Regions from separate parts of the Homo sapiens genome. Here region 1 is linked to region 2. Evidence: chromatin contacts called from ENCODE Hi-C or POLR2A ChIA-PET data. All regions are on one chromosome and are shown on one strand. The core of a region is the stretch at or near the end of the contact, and the rest is flanking DNA. Distances in the headings are between cores, read along the strand shown. Region 1 overlaps CARD19 (caspase recruitment domain family member 19). Region 2 overlaps FGD3 (FYVE, RhoGEF and PH domain containing 3).

What was found. A loop is a pair of places that touch in the nucleus more often than their neighbours do. ChIA-PET counts read pairs that join two places held with the same protein, here RNA polymerase II (POLR2A). Pooled maps may share reads with other maps.
Region 1: a loop to region 2 is called in a map of MCF 10A, with 10 times the contacts of the local background. The contact joins two enhancer-like sites. A Hi-C loop is called at or near these places in 12 of 168 maps with a recorded cell type or tissue (CD4-positive, alpha-beta T cell, GM12878, HepG2 and 8 more), 17 of 37 single-sample maps with no recorded cell type and 18 of 50 pooled maps. POLR2A ChIA-PET finds 5 or more read pairs at or near these places in 10 of 52 experiments (CD4-positive, alpha-beta memory T cell, CD8-positive, alpha-beta memory T cell, MCF 10A and 7 more).

Annotation. Positions count from the first base shown.
Region 1 is chr9:93,104,415-93,110,825 of GRCh38, forward strand. It overlaps CARD19 (caspase recruitment domain family member 19), which reads left to right. Exons shown (of 6, transcript NM_032310.5): 2 at 3,260-3,402; 3 at 6,154-6,307. Among named protein-coding and RNA genes, the nearest start is that of CARD19, 11 kb to the left of the region's middle. RefSeq lists enhancers at 3,091-3,591, 4,019-4,168. Within about 2 kb of position 4,942, at least 7 of the 41 ENCODE cell types and tissues checked have a DNase peak (open chromatin) inside an H3K27ac peak, as active enhancers do.
Region 2 is chr9:92,949,504-92,955,693 of GRCh38, forward strand. All of the region lies in intron 1 of FGD3 (FYVE, RhoGEF and PH domain containing 3), which reads left to right. Among named protein-coding and RNA genes, the nearest start is that of FGD3, 5.1 kb to the left of the region's middle. RefSeq lists an enhancer at 4,577-4,676. Within about 2 kb of position 4,773, at least 13 of the 41 ENCODE cell types and tissues checked have a DNase peak (open chromatin) inside an H3K27ac peak, as active enhancers do.

The DNA of each region.
Region 1 (6,411 bases), core at 3,692-6,191, 160 kb after region 2:
GTAAAGCTGACCTCATAGAATTAGTTATGAAGTGTTCTCTCGTCTTCAGTTTTTTTTGTAAGTTTGAGAAGGATTGGTATTAGTTCTTCTTTAAATGTATGGTAGAATTAACCAGCAAAGCTATATTAGTTCTTCTTTAAATATATGGTAGAATTAACCAGCAAAGCTATCTGGTCCTGAGCTTTTCTTTCTTGGGACATTTTTGATTACTGATTTAATCTTACTAGTTATTGGTCAGATTTTCTATTTCTTCACAGTTCCGTTTTGGTAGATTGTGTTTTTAGGAATGTTTTCATTTTATTTACGTTATCCAATTTATTGGTATACAAATGTTCATAGTATTCTCTTATATTCCTTTTTATTTCTGTAAAGTTCATGGTAATGTCCTACTTTTATTCCTGATACTAGTAATTTGAGTCTTCTTTTTCTTTGTCAGTCTAGCTAGTTTTGTCAGTTTTATTGATGTTATCAAAGAATCAACTTTGGTTTTCTTGATTTTTCTCCACTGTTTTTCGATTCTCTATTTCATTTGTCTTCACTCTAATCTTGATTATATCCTTCCTTCTGTGAGCTTTGGGTTTAGTTTGCTCTTCAAGCTCTCTGGTCTTTACTTTTTCCTTTTCTCATTCCTTAAGGTGTAATGTTAGGTTACTGATTTAAGATTTTTTTAATATATGCATTTGCAACTATAATTTTCCCTCTCAGCATTGTTTTTGCTGCATCCCTTAGGTTTTAGCGCGGTGTAAGGTGTGTGTGTGTGTGTGCACGCGCGTGTGTGTGTGCGTGTGTGTGTGTGTGTGTGTGTGTTTCTGCCTTTCTCATGTTACCTCCTAATTTACCTCATGATTTCTCTTTTGACCCATTGGTTTTTTGTTTGTTTGTTTGAGACAGAGTCTTGCTCTGTCACCCATGCTGGAGTGCAGTGGCACAAATTCAGCTCACTACAACCTCCACCTCCCAGGTTCAAGGATTTCTCGTGCCTCAGCCTCCCAGGTAGCTGGGATTACAAGCGTGCGCCAACATGCCCGGCTAAGTTTTGTATTTTTAGTAGAGATGGGGTTTTGCCATGTTGGCCAGGCTGGTCTCAAACTTCTGGCCTCAAGTGATCTGCCTGCCTTAGCTTCCCAAAGTGCTGTGATTACAGGTGTGAGCCACCATGCCTGGCCCCATTGGCTGTTTAATTTTCACATATTTGTGAGTTTTTTTAGTTTTCTATTATTGATTTCTGGTTTCATTCTATGTGATCAGAAAATATTTTTTATATGATTTCAACCTTTTTGAATATATTAAAGCTTATTTTGTGGCTACAAACTTGTTTTGTGGCCTATCTTGGGGAATGTTTCATGTGCACTTGATAAAAATATCTCTTCTTTATTGTGGTATGGAGTGTTCTGTGTATGTCTGCCAGGTATAATTGGCTTACGGTGTTGTTGAAGTCCTGTTTCCTCATTTATCTTCTGTCTAGTGGTTCTGTCTCTTACTGAAAGTGGTGTTTTGAAGTCTCCAAATATTATTATAGAGATATCTATTTCTCCCTTCAATTCTGCCAGTGTTTGCTTCATATATTTTGAAGCTCTGATATTTGGTGCATATATGTTTATAACTGTTACATATTATTGATGAATTTATCCTTTTATTAATACATAATGTACTTTTTAATCTCTTCTAATCGTTTTTGACTTATAGTCTATTTTGTCTGATATTAGTATAGTTACCTCATCTCTCTTTTGTTTACTATTTGTATGGGTTTTTTTTACATCCTTTCATTTTCAACTTCTTTGTGTCTTTAGATCTAAAGTGAGTCTTTTGTAGACAGCACTTAGTTGTATCATATTTTAAAAATCCACTCTGCCAATCTATGCCTTTTGATAGGAAAATTTGGCTGGGTGTGGTGGCTTACACCTGTATTCCCAGCACTTTGGGAGGCTGAGGTAGGCAGATCACCTGAGGTCAGGAGTTTGACACCAGCCTGGCCAACATGGTGAAACCCTGTCTCTACTAAAAAAAAAAAAAAAATACAAAAACCAGCTGGGTGTTGTGGCACATGCCTGTAATCCCAGGAAGAATTGCTTGAACCCAGGAGGCAGAGGTTGCAGTGAGCCGAGATTGGGCCACTGCACTCCAGCTTGGGTGACAGAGCAAGACTCTATCTCAAAAAAAAACAAAAAAAAAAAAACAAAGTTTAACCTATTTGCATTTGAAGTAATTGCTGATAAGGAATGTATTACTACTGCCATTTTGCTATTTGTTTCCTGTATGTCTTGTAGCTTTTTTGACCCTCATTTATTCTATTACTGCCTTCTTTTGTGTTTTGTTGATATTTTATAGTAACACATTTAGAGTCCCTTCTCAGTTTCTTTTGTGTTATATTCTATAAATATTTTCTTTGTGTACATGGGGAAACAGGACAAGCTGCCACAAGTATGTAGGGTGATGCACTTGTTCAGTCCCTGTGGGGGTCCTGTGCCCCATCCTCTCCATGCCCTTCCGTCATCACTCCACCGCTCAGCCTTAAACATCTGCCATTCTAAGAAACATTCTTAATGGAAAAGGTGGTAAAATGATATTTTAATGGTGATTCTGGAAAAAAAAAAGGCAAATGAAAAGCATTTCTAGCCCTCTGGGAGAACTCACTGGTTTATTGTTGGTAGAAGCTTCTTAAGGCCTTGCAGACACACTGTGTCCCATGGTGATCCCAGCACAGGCCACCCTGAGCCCTGTGTCCCTGTATCTGTGCCACTGTGAAGATCTGCAGAGCGCACATCTGGGCATTCTTGATCTCGAACTCCTGAGCTCAAGTGATCCACCCACCTCAGCCTCCCAAAATGTTGGTATTACGGGTGTGAGCCATCACAACTGGTCTGAGCCACCGTGCCTGGCCCTGGGCATTCTGAGCCACCTGTGCCACCTGTACCTTCCCCAGAACTGAGCTATTTCCTGATGGCCCTGCAGGTGGCCCATGAAAAGTAGATTCTTCGCCCCTCTGAGTTTGTTTTCTGTGATAAGCTCTGTGAAAGTGGGTTTCCACCGCAACCCCTCACTTCCATCTTCTGGAGAGGCAGGTTGGCAGGCCAGGGGCAGCTCTCAGCTGGGCAATGCGCACCACACAGGCTGGGATGGCTGTGATTCTGCAGGTTCACCCTCCTGGTGGGAACCCACCTTGGGGGTGATGCCTTCCTGTGGTCAGTGTCAGTACGAGGCTGTCGTCTCTGGTCCCCTTGGGCTGTGCTGGCTCATGACCCTGTGCTATCTGTTTTAGATCAGACCTATTGTGACCGCCTGGTGCAGGACACGCCTTTCCTGACAGGCCATGGGCGCTTGAGTGAGCAGCAGGTGGACAGGATCATCCTCCAGCTGAACCGTTACTACCCACAGATCCTTACCAACAAGGAGGCGGAAAAGGTGCTGAGGAGGTGAGGGGGGTACCCGAGACACTGCTCAGTTTCCCTTCCTTTCTGGGCTGGGAGAAGCTGGTGACCAGCCCTGGGTCATTCTCTCATGGGATGACACACTAGGTATGTCAGGATTCAGAGGTGACACATCTGGACCTGGCTACTAAGGCTGCCTGAGCTACAAACTGGCCCTTTGGGGTGAGCCCAACCAGGCTCGGAACATCAGCTCTCTGTGCCTCGGTTTCTTCATATGTCATTGGGTCTGCTGTCCCCTTCCCGAGTTGCTGGGAGGTTACAGGAGATAACATGTGACAATACATGAAGCACACAACAGTATAAGATACGGAGGGAGGCGAGAAAGAGGGCAGGAGGGAGGGGTGAGGAGGGAGGAGGCAGAGGGAGAGCCGAAGTGGGATGGGGAACAGATAATGGGCCCGGCCCACCCCAGTGCCACAGGGCTTTGCACTCTGCATCTTCCGAAGGTTCAAAGCGGGCAAACAATTGCTTCCTTTTCTCTAATTTCTATATTACTGTACGAGGCTGGAAAGCCCAGCATGTCACAGGTAGGCAGCTGAGCTTCTAGGAAGGCAGATGCTGACTCACCCCACAGCCGCGCCCCAGTCTGCCCCTCTCAGCAGTGCTGAGCGGGCTGGTCCCCTCAGAACCCCAGCCTCCCCCATGTGTGGAGTGGACACCGAGAGCCCCTGCCTGGCAGGTGTGGTGAGGACTGACTGAGCTGAGCCGGGTAAACGCCTGCCCGAGAGCCCTTGTCGCCAGATGGCCCTGCAGCCCTGTGGGCAGCCACGCTCATCACCCCATCTCACAGAGGTGGTCCGAAGGCTCAAGAGGCAGCCACTTGCCCAGGGCCACTCATTTCAGGAGTGTCAGGCCACATCTTGAGTTCATCCTATTATTTGGGAAAGTGCCCAGGGCCAGTGGCTGTCACTCTGTCACATGGCCCTGGCCTCTCAGAGCTGCAGAGCTGGGCACACCAGGGTGGCTCTGCTGGAGATGGCATTTAAGATGCAATTCCTGGGCTCTGTCTTGGGAGGTCTGTTCTGCTCCATCACCCCAGTGCCAGGTGGCCCTGAGGGGACATTGGATGAGAGAGTTAGCCACACCCTGCCGACCCTACCCACATCTGTGGCTCTGGCGCCCCCACTGAGCCACCTGTTCCTTGACAGGTGCCACGTGCAGGGCTATCCTGAGGGTTGGGGCATCTCCTGGAACAATGAGGTTGGCCCACAACAGAACAGGAGTCAACACGGGCCCTGCTACTGGCTCAGGTGCTTCTTCCGTTTTGAAGGTGGTACAGTAATTTTAAAAGTTAGGAGCTCAAATCCAAATCTCTTATTATTGCAATTGAAGTCTAATGCATGTTCACTTTTAAAAAGTTTAGAAAGTTTAAGACGTTTATACAAGAAAAAGCACATATTCCTTCCTCACAGACACCACAGCTCCTGCCACCCATCTGCCTGCCATTTTCACACTGCCATGGTTTAACTCCAGTTCCCTGTGGCCATGTAGAATGATATGCTGCCACCAGGTGGCAGCACCAGGCCACAGACTCCAGGTCCTGGAGGTCAAGGCCCAGTGGCCTGTCCACTGACCTTGAGAACCACACATTTCTCTGTCATACACATCAAAAGAGCCAATACTTCTGTCTTTTTTTTTTTTTCTTTGAGATGGAGTCTCTGTCGCCCAGGCTGGAGTGCAGTGGCATGATCTCGGCTCAGTGCAACCTCTGCCTCCCAGTTTCAAGCAATCCTCTGGCCTCAGCCTCCCAAGAAGCTGGGATTAAACATGCACCATCATGCCCAGTCAATTTTTTGTACTTTTAGTAGAGATGGGGTTTCACCGTGTTGGCCAGGCTGGTGTCAAACTCCTGACCTGGAACTCCTGATCCGCCTGCCTCAGCCTCCCAAAGTGCTGGGATTATAGGCATGAGCCATTGTGCCTGGCTTCAACTTACTTTTTTAAAACTTGAATCACATTCTGTAGACTGAAAAATAACAGAAGTTAGCACTTATACCATCACTTCATTAATTCCCTGTCACAGCCTACCATGAGGGTTCATTATCCCTTTTTTACAAATGAAGAAACCAAGTCTCTGAGGGGTGGAGTAGCTGGCTAAGGTCACACAGGAAGCCACACTATGTCCCAACACTTGGAATGATGTCACCAGCCCTGTGCTTTCTTTTTTTCGAGATGGAGTCTTGCTCTGTCGCCCAGGCTGGAGTGCAGTGGCACGATCTTAGCTCACTGCAAGCTCCGCCTCCCGGGTTCACACCATTCTCCTGCCTCAGCCTCCCGAGTAGCTGGGACTACAGGTGCCCACCACCACACCCGGCTAAGTTTTTTGTATTTTTAATAGAGTCGGGGGTTTCACCGTATTAGCCAGGATGGTCTCGATCTCCTGACCTCGTGATCTGCCTGCCTCAGCCTCCCAAAGTGCTGGGATTACAGGCATGAGCCACCGCACCTTGCCAGCCCCATGCTTTCTTTGTGACCACTCCCAGCCTGTTTCCCAACCTCCCACCCCACAGGGAGTATGAGGAGTAGCAGTGATGCCTGTGACAGAGGCAATGCCAGGCACTATGTGGTGTGGGTAAGGGGCAGGTTGTCACAGGAGCTGCCATCCAGCAGGTGTCCTGACACCCAACAGGGAAGCTGAGGCTGGGGGCCTGACCTTGGTGCCCTGCCCTGACCCACAGCCAGCCCCCCTGGCCTGATCTTCCCTGGCACCCCCTTGTACCCTCAGTTCCGGAACCCCAAGGCATCCTTGCGTGTGCGGCTCTGTGACCTCCTGAGCCACCTGCAGCGGAGCGGTGAGCGGGACTGCCAGGAGTTCTACCGAGCCCTGTATATCCATGCCCAGCCCCTGCACAGCCGCCTGCCCAGCCGCCACGCTCTGCGTAAGTTCCACATCACCAACCATGCATGCTTGGTGCTGGCCCGGGGAGGGCACCCCAGCCTGCCGTTGATGGCATGGATGTCCTCCATGACCACCCAAGTCTGC
Region 2 (6,190 bases), core at 3,523-6,022:
CTGACTCAGTCCTGCAGCATCAGTTCAGTCTTGGGGTGTCGTCATTCTCCAGGACATCCCAACGAGGGATATCCAGCAGCCTTCCTTGAGGGTCCCACCCTCAGGGACAGGATGGGTTTGGGTGGTAGCCATAGCTCCACAGTCTCAGGTTGCCCAGGGCCACCAGGCAGCGGCTCTTGGCCCTGAGTGTATCTGTGTGGTCCAAGAAGAGGCGAGGTGCTTGTGTGTGCAGAAATGTGCCAGGAAGGACAGGGGAGACTCAGGCTTCCTCCACAACACCCCTGTTCGAGTGTGCCAGTGAGGGGTGGGGCTCCCTTCTCCCACCACAACCCTCTGAGGAGCTCTCCCTGTCCTGCTGGCCAAGGAGCCCTGTGCCTACCGGCAGAGGCTCAACTAACCAACCAACTAACCAACAGCTGACCAACTAACCAACCAGCTAATTCATCAACTCCCTTTCTCTTCTCTGTTTTCTCCTTTTCCTCCTACTCCCTCCTTTTCCTCCCTTCCTTCCCCCCTCCCTTCTTTCCTTCCTCTTTTTTTTTTTCTTTTTCTCCTCCCTTCATCTGTTCACCTGTTATTCCAGGAAGGATCTGGTTCAGCATAGAGTGCAAAGGATAAAAAGAAGCAGGTGGGGCCAGGCACAGTGGCTTACGCCTGTAATCCCAGCACTTTGGGAGGCTGAGGCAGGTGGATCACGAGGTCAGGAGATCGAGACCATCCTGGCTAAGACGGTGAAAACCCGCCTCTACTAAAAATACAAAAAATTAGCCGGGCATGGTGGCGGGTGCTTGTAGTCCCAGCTACTCAGGAGGCTGAGGCAGGAGAATGGCTTGAACCCGGGAGGCAGAGGTTGCAGTGAGCTGAGATCGGGCCACTACACACTCCAGCCTGGGCGACAGAGCAAGATTCCATCTCAAAAAAAAAAAAAAGCAAATGGGTAAAAAGTAAGAGCAGGAAGAGCAGGTTGGATTTGCCAGACAGAACTTGTCATGGGGATGACGAAGTCTGAGGACACTGGGGAGGCTCCAGCCCCACGCAGCTTGGCAGTCCTTGCTCACAGAGGCCAGGACTGTTCCGTGCGGATTCTGGACTTGGACCAAAACTCCTGGGTCCCTGACTGATGGTGGGGAAAGAAGGGGGCAGGAGGGGTTCATTCAAGGCTGGCAAATGTAGCCCGAGTCCCTTCTGACCCCTGGTAGGGCCCTCATGAACTGTGGAGGCTGTGGTAGTCTGTGGCTAGGGTGCCTGGTGACATTTGGTCTAAAGAATTAAATCCAGTGCAGATGAGTCCACCCAGGAGGAATCTGTGGACGACAGCCCCTAAGTGACCTGGGGACGGCTCAGGGACAGTGCTGCCCTTTCTGCCTAGGCAGATGGAAATGGAGCCAGGGTCCTTGTTGTGCCACGTCCCCTGCGTCCAGCACTGGAGATTGGCTTCTCCCCAAGATCTGGCTGCCCCTGGCCTGCTTGGGCCCTGAAGAGAATGAGGAGAGGCAAGGGTGCCTAGGAGAAAGGTGGTAGAGGTGGTGGGAGCCCTGCAGGCTGAGGGTTGTGGCCAGGGGCTGCTGAGACACCAAGTTGCTCTGGGGGTCCCGCTCTAGGTCTAGTGTGTTCATGAGGGAATTCCAACCGGCCTTTAAGGAATGTGGGGCTTTTAGAAGGAAAATGGTATATAGCATACTAATATGTGCTTGTTGAATGAATACATGAAGAAGGCCTTTTATTTTTCTAGTTACTGATATCCAGTAATTCTAAGTATTCCTAGCTTGTCTTCTCTGGGTAAATTACTTTGCTTCTCAGAATATGCCAGCTAGACACAACCCATAAGGTAGAATTTTTCATTGAAATGTGTCTTACGTGGAACTTGTAACTTCCTAAAATAAAGTTGTGTAGCCAAACAGGATGGCTCATGCCTATAATCCCAACACTTTGAGAGGCCGAGATGGGTGGATGGCTTGAGTCCAGGAGTTCAAGACCAGGCTGGGCAACATTGTGAAATCCTTGTCTGCAAAAAATACACAAATAAGCCAGGTGTGGTGGCATGCGCCTGTAGTCCCAGCTACTCGGGAGACTGAGGTGGGAGGATTGCTTGAACCCAGAGGTTGAGGCTGCAGTGAGCTGTGATTGTGCCACTGCACTCTAGCCTGGGTGACAGAGCGAGACCCTGTCTCAAAAAAATTAATTAATTAATGAAAGTTGTGTAGATTTTGCCAGATGTAGGGTTGTGTCTGAGCACACTCATGTTCTTGGTCCTTGAAACACTGGTGCCTGAAGGATTCATGTAGCTGCGGAGGTGGTAAACTGAATGAATAAAACTGCTGGTCTTTGACCATGCAAAATAGGTGTAAAGTAGGCTTGGGGGGATCTCAGTCAGAAGACCCTGACTTTACGGCTGCAGAGAGGATGCCTCTGTCCCCCAGCTCCAGGGCAGACAAAATCTGAGGGTCTAAGATCTTCAGTGGCAAAAGGGGCATCTGGTTTTTTGACCCTCTCCCTGATCTTGCTTTTAAACAAGTTCCAAAATATTTTGTCTGCAAAACAAACTATGCTGCATAAGGAATAATTCGTGGCCCTAATTCATCCATTAGAGACCACACTTGACTCCCCAAGGGCTTCTTAATATCCCTGGTTTCCAACTCATGTGAGTCAATGCAGGGGGTGACCAGAGCACATCTCTGTTTATTTTCAAGTATGCAAAGGATATATACACATATCATTGTTGAAAGTCAATTTTTTTTTTTTTTTTTTTTGGAGATAGAGTCTTGCTCTGTCGCCCGGGCTGGAGTGCAGTGGCACGATCTCGGCTCACTGCAAGCTCCGCTTCCTGGCTTCACCCCATTCTCCTGCCTCAACCTCCCAAGTAGCTGGGACTACAGGCACCCGCCACCACGCCCGGCTAATTTTTTGTATTTTTTAGTAGAGACGGGGTTTCACCGTGTTAGCCAGGATGGTCTTGATCTCCTGACCTCGTGATCCGCCTGCCTCGCCCTTCCAAAGTGCTGGGATTACAGGTGTGAGCCACCGCGCCCGGCCCGAAAATCAAACTGTTTTAAAGCTGAAGGCCCCCCCATCCCATCCTCTACCCTCCAATCCTAAGGCCCTCCTTAACATTATGAAGGTTGAGCAAGTGTGGCTCAAATCTCTCCCTCCTTCCCCCTCTTTCTCCTTCTCTTCCTTCCTCACTCCCTCCCTTCTTTCTCTCTTTCCTTCTTTCTCTCCTTCCTTCCTTTTCTCTTTCCTTCCCTTTTTTCCTCCTTCCTTCATTCTTTCCCTTTTTTCTTCTTTAGAATAGTGCTGCTGTGATCACCCTTAGGTGCCTCCAGTTCTAAGCTTTCTGATTACTTCTTCCCCCGAGGTCCTCCAGCTCAGCATCTGCCCTTAAAGGAAACCTAAATAAACATGTGTTGTTGCATTCTGAATAGCCTCTGGTTGATCAGGAGCTTAGACTAAGGATTGAATAGTAAACGGTGGATCCAAGTGATTGTGAGAATACCACTTGGCAGAATGTGATGTCTGGATTGGACATGGAGTGCATAGGAAAGGACCCGCACCTCCCTGGGCATATGAGTGTTTCTGGTTGACGCTGTGCAGCTGCCGCATAACAATGCTGGAATTATCCTTTATTCAGGGCCTGATTGAGTGGGGGCGTGGCCACCCCTTTATTGCCTTATTTTTTAATGTATATCATTCTCTATTTACACATTGATAATTTTTTCCTACAGGGTAAAAAAAAAATGCACCAGATGCAGCACTTTTGTGTAAGTATAGACACATCAGGGCTCTTTGTTAAGGATAAGAAACAATCGCTTCCACTTCAGGCTCTAATGTTATCATAGCCAACTGCCAGAGCCGCTCTGTAATTACGTCTCCTGAGTGGAAAGCTCTCAAAATGCCACTTGGTCTAAGAGTTTGAAGCTGGGCTTGCCTCTCCACTTTGGCCAAGATGACTAAAGCATCACATATTTTTAAAGCAACTTTTAAGAAATGAGGTATAGTGAGTGATGACTAGCCAGCTTCTCGCTGCTCACACTGTAGCATTTTACACACATTTTCCCAGGGAGCCCCCAGGAACTTGGTGTCCAGGGATATTTTCCCCATGTTGGGGTGAAGGGGCTCACACAATGTCACCTGCACACGGGCCTCACAGTTCCAGATCTGGGCTTGTCCACTCTCCCAGCTGCCTGCCTGGGAGGAAGGCAGGTAAAGTTAAGGGCAGTGCCAAGGTTTAGGAAATATTGTCTGCCTTTGGACCAAATGTAATTTCAATTTAAAGTAACCTAGAAAATGTTTTGCAAAAAATGTGTTTTCAGAAAGCAGAATTACACTCAGTATCCCTTCTTTTTTTGGTTTCTCAACCACATCTTTCATTAGAGAGATTTAGGACAGCTAAGTAGAAATTAAATTTTCCATATGTAAACAGACATGGAGACAGCTGGCTTTCACTGGGCAATAGTTCCCGGCTGGGAATCTCCAATGAACAACTTCGATTCTTGTATTTTTAAACAGGTTGGCTTTCCTCCCAAATGCAAATATAATGTTCTACGTAGAAATTTATATGTTACTGAGAAGCATCAAGAAGCAAATGAAAATTCCCGGAAGCTCACCACCCAGAGACGGTCACTCTCAGGGTTTCACACAGCCTCTCTGCCAGGAGCTTTCATTTCCTTGGGTCTTGTCTATTGTTAGGTCACATGTTGAGTAGGATTTGTCTTGGAGCCTGAACGCTGACAAAGGTGCACCACCCTTGGACCCCATCCAAAGCCACACAGGAATGACTACTCTGGTCCCACCCACTTCCTGCCCTAGCTAGTGTGGTATTTTTGTGGCTTTCCCCTGTCTTGTCAGAAGAATGAGAGTAACTCAACATGGGCACTTTGTCCAATCCTTGGGTCTCAAGGGTTCTGGGAAGGATCCAAGAGCTGTGGTTCTCGGTTCCCAAAAGCAGGCAGGTGATTGGAGAAGCAGCCGGGCTCTGAGTCCTGTGCCCGTGTGGCCCAAGTGACTGGCTGTGACCCTAATAAGTGAGCAGAAGGGCAGGGGCCGGGGTCACCTTGCACAGGAAGTGGCAGCCATGAGGGTCTCTGCAGGCCAGAGCTGCTCCTTCCTCAGGGGCCATCTCCCAAGGATTCTTGTGTCCTAGGAGCCGCTCAGCAAATGGTTGTTGACTGACTGAGTGACCGCACTTTGGCCTCTCTGAACCTCAGTGTCCTGGTCATTGAATGGGACTCTTACTTCCAAGCTCTTTACTCCCCTGAGCCCTGGCCTCCTGGTTCCCCTTTGTCCTGCACCTTGGGCTGTGTCCTAGAGACCAGCCACCTCAGCTGCATCTTGCTAGGCTCTGAGTATCGTGGCCTTGACATTTCCTCCACCTCTCTGAACCACAGCTTTGTCTTCTGGAAAAGGAGAAATTAGAGGATGCTTGGAGCATCGTTGCCTGCATTCATGGAACTCACGGTCTGCCTGGAGAGTGATGGCGATATGGTGTCTATGTGTCCGAGAGCCAGCTGCACCCAGAGGGAAGCTCTAAAGCTGGTGTGGTCAGGTGGCCAAGGAGCAGAGGGAACAGACGTGAGAGGCAAGGCCCGTGAGGGTAGGGAGAGGTGCTCCCAATCATTGTAGAGGCCAGGAATGAGGCTGGGAGGCTGCAAGGGCCAGGTTCCAGCCGGGCCAACTCTGAGATGACGCTGAGGATTCCAGCTTTACTGTGAGTCACTTGTAGGCTCACTGCTTCTCTTAAGAGGCAAGGGATGGCCAGGCACGGTGGCTCACACCTGTAATCCCAGCACTTTGGGAGGCTGAGGTGGGCGGATCACCTGAGGTCAGGAGTTCGAGACCAGCCTGACCAACATGGAGAAACCCCATCTCTACTAAAAAAATACAAAATTAGCCAGGCATGGTGGTGCATGCCTGTAATCCCAGCTACCCGGGAGGCTGAGGCAGCCTGGGCAAAGAGAGCAAAACTCCCTCTCAAAAATAAAAATAAAAATAAATAGAGCCAAGGGATGCCACTAGCTAGTTGTTTAATTAAACTTTTTATTTTGAAATGACTGTATAGACACATAAGAGATAATGCAGAGATACTGTGGGCCTTTACCCGGGATTTCCCAGTGGTAACAGCTTGCAAAACGATATAGGACCATATCATAGCTCGGACCTTGACACTGGTACAGTCAAGACACAGAGCAGCACC